Linked DNA regions of Homo sapiens: region 2 is linked to region 1. Evidence: chromatin contacts called from ENCODE Hi-C or POLR2A ChIA-PET data. All regions are on one chromosome and are shown on one strand. The core of a region is the stretch at or near the end of the contact, and the rest is flanking DNA. Distances in the headings are between cores, read along the strand shown.

Region 1 (5,815 bases), core at 2,953-5,452:
ACACACCAGGAATTTTAAAAACAGTATGTACAATATGATCCCCATTAAAAAAATTAAACCTAGGTATGCATGTTTACAGAAAAAAGGCTAGAAAAATATACAGATATTTTTATCCATTTTTATTGCTAACTAGTTAGATGATGAGTGTTTTTTGTTTTTGCCTATCCATTTGCCAAATTTTCCATAATTAATATGTATTTCAATTGTATGACCAGAAAAGTTCAGAAGTGGAACTGTTTTAAGCAATGATTAAGGTCGTGATTTTGGGAGTTGATTACGAAAGCTCTGGAGACAAAGGTCATAGGAGTTTAAAAAATTAATTTACTTTGAAATTTAAATGAATTTATGTATTCAATAAAAATTAAGCATTTCCTATGTGCCAGCTACGGTTCTAGGATCTGAGGATACAGTAACGAATAAAACAGACCCAAATCCCAGCATTCACAGTAGTGGAAAGTCACTTGAACAGAGTGAAGAACTTAAACCACGTACAAAAATTCTAAATGAACGTGAAAGAACGATGGAGAAAAGAAAAAGAGATAATGAACAGGAGTAGCCTTGATACTTGACAGAAGAGTAATGGTCTGAAAACACAGAACTCACTCCCCTTTTAACCTCCTGGTATGACGTATGGAAGAATCAGCAGCCAACACTTGAGGACCAGGAGGAAAGTGGCGTCCTTTGAAAGATGAAAGCTTCAGTTAGGGCAGGAAACAAAGATTCTGTGAGGAGTTAAGTATCTTGTTCATTACAGAATAGAGCTCTAGAGCAAAAGGAATGAGTAGTGAACTGTATTTGGTATAGGAACCAAGGGGGCATGGCAGGATTAACCGACTTAAAAATTCTTAATTAGGTTCAGACTGCAGCTTAGGAGACATTCTGAGGCTTGATGATGCAGGATGACACTCACCTGGTCCTCAGATGCTGGGACAGCATGTATTATTTATCTCTGTATCCTCAGAGTCTAATACAGAGTCAAATCTGCAGGTTAGTAAAAGCAAAAACCTTCAATGACTTGAAGAGAAAATCCTAAATCTCAAAATTCAACATAGCTCAGGAACTTGCTCCAAGAAATAGCTTTGCCTAACTTAGTATTGTTTTCAAGGAAACTATCATCTCTCTGCCAACCCGGCTTAACGCCTTGGTCATTTCTGACACACTGCCCCCACGTAAATTAGTAATTAAATCAATACTCCTCATCTAACCCTTTTATGCCATTACATCTGGTTTAGGCCCTCCTCCCTCCCACTTCTTGGCCAGTTAGGCCTCAGTTATTAGGAAGTATATCCTTTTTCCAAAATGTCTGGGACCAGAAGAGTTTCAGATTTCAAATTTTTTTGTATTTTGGAATATTTGCATTATATACTTAACAGTTGAGCATCCCTAATCTGAAAATCCAAAATCTGAAATGCTCCAATGAACATTTTCTTTCAGCATCGTGTCTGCACTCAGAAAATTTCCAATCTTGGAGTATTTCAAATTTCGAATTTGGGATGATCGACCTACACTTCGTAAATCTCACTTAATCTCTTGCCTCTCTGAACTGATTTGCAGCAACTATGTGTGTGCTGTAATCATGCCTAACCCTGATCTAGGCTTAAACAGACTTCATAAGAAGCAGAGTGCTATAATACTGAGACAAGGCCTGGATTCAGATCTGAGCTGTTTCTTCTTAGCTGCACAATCTTGAACCCATGCCACTTTACTGCCTAAGAGGATATTTAAATCCTCTCAGGGTGATCAGACCACGCCCCAAATCAGTAATTCAAAGGTTTTCCATCACTAAGAGAATAGGTTTAGCTCATCTTGTCTATGAAGCCTCATTCTCCTGCCATTTTTCCTCCTGGGCCCTAAAGCTCTCAACTTCCATGCTTTTGAGAAGGAATTTCGCTCTGTTGCCCAGGCTGGAGTGCAATGGCATGATCTGAGCTCACCGCAACCTCCTCAGCCTCCTGAGTAGCTGGGATTACAGATGCTCACCACCATGCCCAGCTGATTTTTATATTTTTAGTAGATACACGGTTTCACCACGTTGGCCAGGCTAGTCTCAAACTCCTGACATTGGCTTCCTGAAGTGCTGGGATTACAGGCATGAGCCACTGTGCCCAGCCTAACTTCCATGCTTAATCATCTCCATGAACACGCTTTTCTCTAAAGTTACAAGGCTTACCTAACATCCCTTTCACTCACTCTGGTTAACTTTTATTTATTTTCTAAGTCTTAGCACAGCCACTTTACAGTCTTCTCTGACTCTGCTCCAATGATAATCTGGTCTCTTTTCTCCCTCATTATCATTTAATATAAATTCTCTGCATGTTTCCCCAACATATCATAAGTTCTTAGCATAGCACCCAGTAGTTGCTTAAGAAACCTGTGCAGAATTTATTATTATGGATAATACCACCACCAATTCACAGGGCTGGGAGGTTTAAAATAACGTATGTATAGGCCAGGTGCGGTGGCTCATGCTTGTAATCCCAGCACTTTGGGAGGCCGAAGCGGGCGGATCACGAGGTCAGGAGATTGAGACCATCCCAGCTAACACGGTGAAACCCCGTCTCTACTAAAAAATACAAAAATTAGCCAGGCGTGGTGGCAGGTGCCTGTAGTCCCAGCTACTCGGGAGGCTGAGGCAGGAGAATGGCGTGAACCCAGGAGGCGGAGCTTGCAGTGAGCCAAGATCGCGCCACTGCACTCCAGCCTGGGCGACAGAGTGAGACTCCATTTCAAAATAAATAAATAAATAAAATAACATATGTATATATGTATAGGATACATAGTAGGTGCTCAGTCCACCATCATTTTTTCTATCCCATATCCACCTCAGAGAAAACTTTATAAAAGAAAATTAAGGGAGGTGAGGGCAGTTCAATTGAATAATAAATTTCTAAGATGGAATTCTGATTTTTAGTTCATAGGAAATCAAAGAACCAGAAGATATAAACTCAGCAAAACAAGGAGGGAAGCATGGTCCAATCCTCATAATAAACTCCTTAAATATCTGGAACTCTTACCAGTTTCCATCCTTTGACACTCACTAAAATAAGAATGAATAATCCCTGCTATATCCATCTGTCAATCTTTCCTACCTTTCCCAGAAAGTCACTTGACAGTGATATTGAGATACCAAACCCAAAGGTTTAGGAACATTAGTAAAATTACTCACATTACCACAGAACTTCAAAAACAACAACTGGTAGTCTCCCTGCCTTGAATTCCTCTCCCTAAGTAAACCTTCCCTCTCTAAGTAAACCTGAATAGCAAGATCATGCTCTGGTATCAGCCTTCCCAATTTCAATCTAGGCTCTGCCACATAACCTTTGTCAATTTGTCCTATCTGTCTATAAACCTGTTTAACCTTTGTCAATTTTTCCTATCTCTCTATAAACTTAGCATTATCATCTGCGAAATAGGCACAACAATAATACCCATCTCATGATATTGTGAGAACTTAAAGTTAATGTGTCTGATAGTGTCCAATATGAGTTGCAATTAAATTAATATTCCAAACCCTGTTTTTACCACTTATTTGCATAGAAGCCTTCATAATTCACCACTGCTCACAGTCACACCATTCCCATATCCTATGTATACTCCATACCTCTTCCCCACCTGGGCTTACTGGAAAAATGAGAAATTAAATGGCACCTGCTAAACCAGCAAAATTTTGGTTGGCATATCCAGAATCTATTACTCCCTCCATTTTGCCATTCCAGGATTGCCTCTTTCCGGGTAAATAAAGCTTTTAGTGTACATCCAGTCTCAAACCTATCTAACAAATCTTCAAGGAATGTCTCAGATTTTACTTTTTCTAATTTTCTTATTATCTTGGCTTATCTTTCTTCCCACTTGAACTTCTACAGCAATCATCTATAACAAACACAAGTTTGCACTCAGTAATATATGATCCTGACATTAAACTAAATTAAGTCTGGCCCGAGGCTGCCTCCATCCATATTTTAGGTTTGGCCCAAAGTTTCTCTCTACATAGTGCACTATAAAGTTAACTTGATATGTAAGCAGACTGTAACCTACTCTTGTAATAAGTAGCCAAGTCTCAGCCAATCACAGTAGCTGAGTTTCAGCCAATCATAGGTGGCCAACTGTTCAAATTGTGTTCAGATGAGGCAAAGGCTGAGCTGTAACTAATCTAGCTGTTACTGTACCTCACTTCCCTTTGCTGTATGCATGTCACTTCCCTTTTCTTGACCATAAATGTTATCTGACAATATGTTATTTGACAATACGGTACTCTGCAGTCCTCCTGAACTGTTCTGGTTCTGGGAGCTGCTTGGTTCTTGAATCGCTTTTTGCTCAATTAAATTCCATTAAATTTGTCTAAAGTCTTTAACACTGACTTATCAGATAGGAAATACTCATATCCCCTACTTTTATCAAACAGTATGTGAGTTTCCTCCAGAAAAGGACCATTTTACAGTACTTTACAAGCTCATCTGACTGTGTAACTAGTCTGACTATCTGACTAGGCTGTATGCACACAACTCAATAAAAATTTGTTACTGAAACAATTATTTTAGGCAATCAATGTCACCTTTTCAGTGTAGGTTTTCATTTGAAAGTCTGCAAAGAATAAATTTTTTCTACAAAAAGTAAATGTATTTTTTAAATTCCTACAGCTACTGAGACTTAGTATTCATTCAGAGAAAAGATAACCTTACAGTAGTCCACCCTTATCAACTGATAAAGTTTGTGTATTTGTCCCCACTCAAATCTCATGGTGAACTGTAATCCCCAGTATCGGAGGTGGGGCCTGATGGGAGGTGACTGGATGATGGGGATGGAGGAGTTCTCATGAATAGCTTAACACCATCCCCTTGGTGCTGTCCTTGAGATAGTTTTCACAAGATCTGGCTGCTTAAAAGTGTGTGGTACCTCTCCGCACCCCACTCTCTTTAGCTCCTGGCTTTTGTCATGTGATGCACCAGCTCCCTCTTTGCTTCCGCAGTGATTGTAAGCTTCCTGAGGCATGATCACAAGCTGAGCAGATCTCTGGTGCCATGTCTCCTGCACAGCCTGAAGAACCATGAGCCAATTAAACCTCTTTTTATACTCAGTCTCACGTATTTCTGTATAGTAATGCAAGAATGACCTAACACATCCAAGATTTCATTGTCGGCTGTTTCAGTTACCTGAGATCAACCACAGCCTGAAGATACTAAGATATTTTGAGAGAAAGAGGGAGGGAGATGATATCACATAACTTTTATTACAGTATAATTATTCTATTATTGTTAATGTCTTACTATGTCTAATTTATAAAACTATGTCATAGGTATTTATGTATAGGACAAAACACAGCAAATATAGGTTTGGTACTATCCACAGTGGGTCTTCAAACATATCTCCCATGAATAAGGGGCAACTACTGTATATATAATTTTAAACAATTATCTACAAAATTTAAGAAAACTGGTTGTGTAGGCCGGGTGCAGTGGCTCATGCCTGTAACCCTAGCCCTTTGGGAGGCCGAAGTGGGTGGATCACCCGAGGTCAGGAATTCAAGACCAGCCTGGCCAACATGGTGAAACCCCGTAGCTACTAAAATACAAAAATTAGCTGGTCATGATGGTGGGTGCCTGTAATCCCAGCTACTCGGAGGCTGAGACGGGAGAACTGCTTGAACCCTGGAGATGGTGGTTGCAGTGACTGGAGATTGCACCACTGCACTCCAGCCTGGGTGGGTGAGCAAGACTCTATCTCAAAGAAAAAAAAAAGAAAGGGAAAAAAAACAGAAAAACGGTTGTGTATTCTGTTTCTCAAAGCTAAGGGCCAGGCGTGGTGGCTCATGCCTGTA
Region 2 (4,034 bases), core at 1,535-4,034, 100 kb after region 1:
CAATGGAATATTTCACTCAGTTTTAAAGAACAGGCTACTGATGTATTGAATAACACCAGTGAATCTCAAAATCATCATGCTAAGTGAAAGAAGCTAGACATAAAAAGAGTACATACTGGTTGATCTTATATGAAAATTTTTTTTTTTTTTTTGAGACAGACTCTCGCTCTGTCACCCAGACTGGAGTGCAGTGGGCACAGTCTCAGCTTACTGCAACCTCTGCCTCCTGGTTCCAGGGATTCTCCTGCCTCAGCCTCCCAAGTAGCTGGGATTACAGACGTGCGCCACTGTGCACAGCTAATTTTTGTAGTTTTAGTAGAGACGGGTTTCACCGTGTTGGACAGGCTGGTCTTGAACTCCTGACCCCAAGAAATCCACCCGCCTCAGCCTCCCAAAGTGCTGGGATTACAGGAATGAGCCACCATGCCTGGCCAATTTATATGAAATTCTAGGATAGGAAAAATGAATCTATTGTGATGGCAAGCAGATCAATGGTTGCTTCTGGCCAAGGGTGGTAAGAAATTGACTACAAGGCTGGGCGTGGTGGCCCACGCCTGTAATCCCAGCACTTTGGGAGGCCGAGGTGGGTGGATCATCTGAGGTCCAGAGTTCAAGACCAGCCTAGCCAACATGGTGAAACCCTGTCTGTACTAAAAATACAAAAATTAGCCGGGTATGGGGGCATACATTTGTAATCCCCATTACTCTACTTGGCAGGGGGGCTGAGGCAGGATTGAACCCGGGAGGTGGAGGTTGCAGTGAGCTGAGATTTCACCACTGTACTCCAGCCTAGGAGACAGAGCAAGACTCTGTCTCAAAAAAAAAAAAAAAAAAAAAATTGACTACAAAGGAGCATAAGGGCATAAGGGCACATTTTGGGGCGGTAGGAATGTTTTATATTGTGTTATATTGTGGTAGGGATGTTTACATTTGTATTTACAATCGTCAAAACTTATCAAAGTCACTGGTCAGATGCAGTGGCTCACACCTGTAATCCCAGTACTTTGGGAGGCCGAGGTGGGCGGATCCCTTCAGTTCAGGAGTTCGATACCAGCCTGGGCAACATGGCAAAGCCCTGCCTCTACAAAACAAAACAAAAACCCAAATACTGCCTTCCCCCAAACTCATCAGAGTGTACATTTAAAGAGAGTGGATTTTATTTTTGGAAATTACACCTCGATAAAGTTGATTTTACAAAATAATCTCTGCTATTCCTGATTCCAATTTCCCCAGAAACAAGTCCATTAGAAATAGGACTGTCTAGGCTGGGCGTGCTGTCTCCCGCCTGTAATCCTAGCACTTTGGGAGGCAGAGGAGGGCAGATCACTTGAGGTCAGGGGTTCAAGACCAGCCTGGACAACATGGCGAAATCTTGTCTCTACTAAAAATACAAAAATTATCGGGGCTTGGTGGTGTGTGCCTGTAGTCCCAGCTACTCAGGAGGCTGAGGCACGGGAATTGCTTGAACCCAGGAGGCAGAGGAGGTTGCAGTGAGCTGAGATCGTGCCATTGCACTCCAGCCTGGGCGACAGAGTGAGACTCCGTCTCAAAAAAAAAAAAAAAAAAAGAAAGAAAGAAATACGATTGTCCAAATAACCTTCCTAAAATGCAGATCTAACCATGGTACTCTCTTGCTTAAAACCTTTCAAAAGTTCCTGTTCCTTTTATTTTTCTTTTTTCTTTTCTTTTCTTTCTTTTTTTTTTGAGACGGAGTTTTGCTCGTTACCCAGGCTGGAATGCAATAGTGGGATCTTGGCTCACTGCAACCTTCACCTCTTGGGTTCATGCCATTCTCCTGCCTCAGCCTCCCAAGCAGCTGGTATTATAAGCGCCCACCACCACGCCCTACTAATTTTTTTGTATTTTTAGTAGAGACGGGGTTTCACTGTGTTAGCCAGGATGGCCTCGATCTCCTGACCTCATGATCCACCCGCCTTGGCCTCCCAAAGTGCTGGGATTACAGGTGTTGAGTCACCGTGCCCAGCCCCTGTTACTTTTCAAAGTCAATTCTGAACTTCTGACCCAGTACACAAGGCCGCTACAACTGGATTTCTGCTCTCCTTTTACAACTTATCCACAGCCCCAGATTCTACATTTCAGCTTCATTAGAAGCATAATTCATGATTCACACCTGCACATTTACCAATTCTGTGCTGTCTGCACAGTGGCATTCTATTGGTCCCATAAGAGCCAGCTTGTATGTCAGCCTACTTTGCAAGGCCTCTCTTACTCCTCTAGGATGAACTTCATGTCATTTTGTATTGTGGCACTTAACCTTCTGCAGGTGAATTTTCTGGCAGTACGTGTGGCACCCCTATTGCCCTGTGAACAAAACAACTTCCCCGTGTATGTATTCCTGGAGCCCAGTGCAGGGTCTTGCATGCAGTTGGTGCTCAGTGAAGTTGGCTGAGCAATGGGCTGAGTGAGTGGCTGTGGATTCTCTGTACTTTGCTCTTTGGTGCATTCTGAGGCCTTGACTCTCCCAGAGAATTGCCCTCCAGGGGCCCAGCTGTGCTTGCTGTTACTGAGTACTTCTGCTTCTTTGGTTCATGTTGAATATTTTGCTGTTCCATTCAGAGCAGTGGAAAGTCCAAGGCCTTCTGCCCGAATCACTTAAAAGTCCTATTCAAATAGGTTTTTCTCTTGTACTTCCCCCCAGATGTCATTTAGGGAAAGAAAAGTAAATTTTGCTTTTGCTTTGTGGAGTAAAAATGAACTGAAACACTAATTTAGCTTCAGCTACAGTATCACCCTGATTACGAAACAGGCCATTTGTAGAATACTCAACATTACCAGCAATGATAATAATAGAATCCAGTCAGCGTTTATCATGTGCTTAGCATATGGCAGTCCAGTCACTATGCCTTCTGAGGGAATCAAAGAGAAGTAAGACAGCCCTCTTCCTAGGAGAGCTGCCAGTCTGGAGTCCAGCAAAGGGTATAAAACAGCACAATGGCTGCAGTATAAGATACACCATGAGACCTGCTATTACACAGGCACAAATTCCTTGGGGGCACAGACTAAGAGGTTTTTCTTGGCCAGGGTAAACAGAGAAGGCTTTATTTGACTGGACCTCGGAGATGGAGAAGATTTAAAGACACGGGAATGGAAGAGAAGAGCCATTTCAGTTAGAGACAACAGTGAGAACACATAGCTGGTGCCAGGGAAGGAAATGCCTGTCAGTGTCAGGGCAGGCACTGGCAGGGGACTGGAGTGGGGTGAGATTGGGTTGATGGGGGAGGCTGAGTCAGAGCATGGAGAGCCTTTTAGGAATCTGAGCTCCCCTTCATGGGCAGCGGGAATCCTTTGGAGGATCCTGAGCTGATTACTGGAAGGGCCAGTGGATAGTAAAGTCAGATTCCCAGAGGGTAAGGCAAGGCTGCGCTGATCACACACCGGCATGCACAGGTGTGCCGGAGGGGATGAGGAAGGACAAATTAGTGACGTGATGACAGTTGCACTCAGGCACTCCATCTTATATGGACCATCCGTAACTCTAATTCCCCTCTTGCTTCCTTTCCCGCACTCTTTCCTCCTCCGTCTCCTTTGAGCTCTCCACAACCTCAGTCAAAACATTCTGCCCCACTAGGCAGGCTTCGTGAAACTTCTTTCCTTCCCTCCCTGCCTCTCAGCTCCCTTGGTTCACAACTAGTCACTCTTTCCAGTACCCTCTTAAGCCTTGTTCCCACAGATAGCAGGAAAATTGGGGGGAAATCCTGCTGACATGGATCCTATGCTTGTAGGATTTCCTGGAAATTCATCTCCCCAGATAGAAACCAAGCTCCCACTGAATGAAGCCTTGTCACCCTGGGCCTCTGGCTTTTCTTGATGGTCTGGGCGACTTTCCTTCGTTGTGTGTTCTGACCACCAAGGCTTGGCCCCATGGGACCAAGGGGGACGACCGGAGGGCATGCAGGTGGCTTCTCGTGCATATTTTCCTGCTCCCCTTTGTGTTACTCTCGTGTCACTATTGAAGATCGTTCTCCCCTACAGATAATTTGCTCTGGTCGGGGCTTTGGAATAGGGAAGTAGCC

What was found. Hi-C counts contacts between places; a loop is a spot of excess contacts on that map. ChIA-PET counts read pairs that join two places held with the same protein, here RNA polymerase II (POLR2A). Pooled maps may share reads with other maps.
Region 2: POLR2A ChIA-PET joins it to region 1 with 11 read pairs in activated B cell. The contact joins two enhancer-like sites. A Hi-C loop is called at or near these places in 1 of 37 single-sample maps with no recorded cell type and 7 of 50 pooled maps. POLR2A ChIA-PET finds 5 or more read pairs at or near these places in 5 of 52 experiments (CD4-positive, alpha-beta T cell, GM12878, OCI-LY7 and 2 more).

Annotation. Positions count from the first base shown.
Region 1 is chr15:80,079,923-80,085,737 of GRCh38, reverse strand. The region is part of intron 1 of ZFAND6 (zinc finger AN1-type containing 6); the gene reads right to left. Among named protein-coding and RNA genes, the nearest start is that of ZFAND6, 23 kb to the right of the region's middle. Within about 2 kb of position 4,202, at least 2 of the 41 ENCODE cell types and tissues checked have a DNase peak (open chromatin) inside an H3K27ac peak, as active enhancers do.
Region 2 is chr15:79,977,666-79,981,699 of GRCh38, reverse strand. No RefSeq gene overlaps it. Among named protein-coding and RNA genes, the nearest start is that of BCL2A1, 8.5 kb to the right of the region's middle. RefSeq lists enhancers at 2,630-2,709, 3,090-3,159. Within about 2 kb of position 2,784, at least 9 of the 41 ENCODE cell types and tissues checked have a DNase peak (open chromatin) inside an H3K27ac peak, as active enhancers do.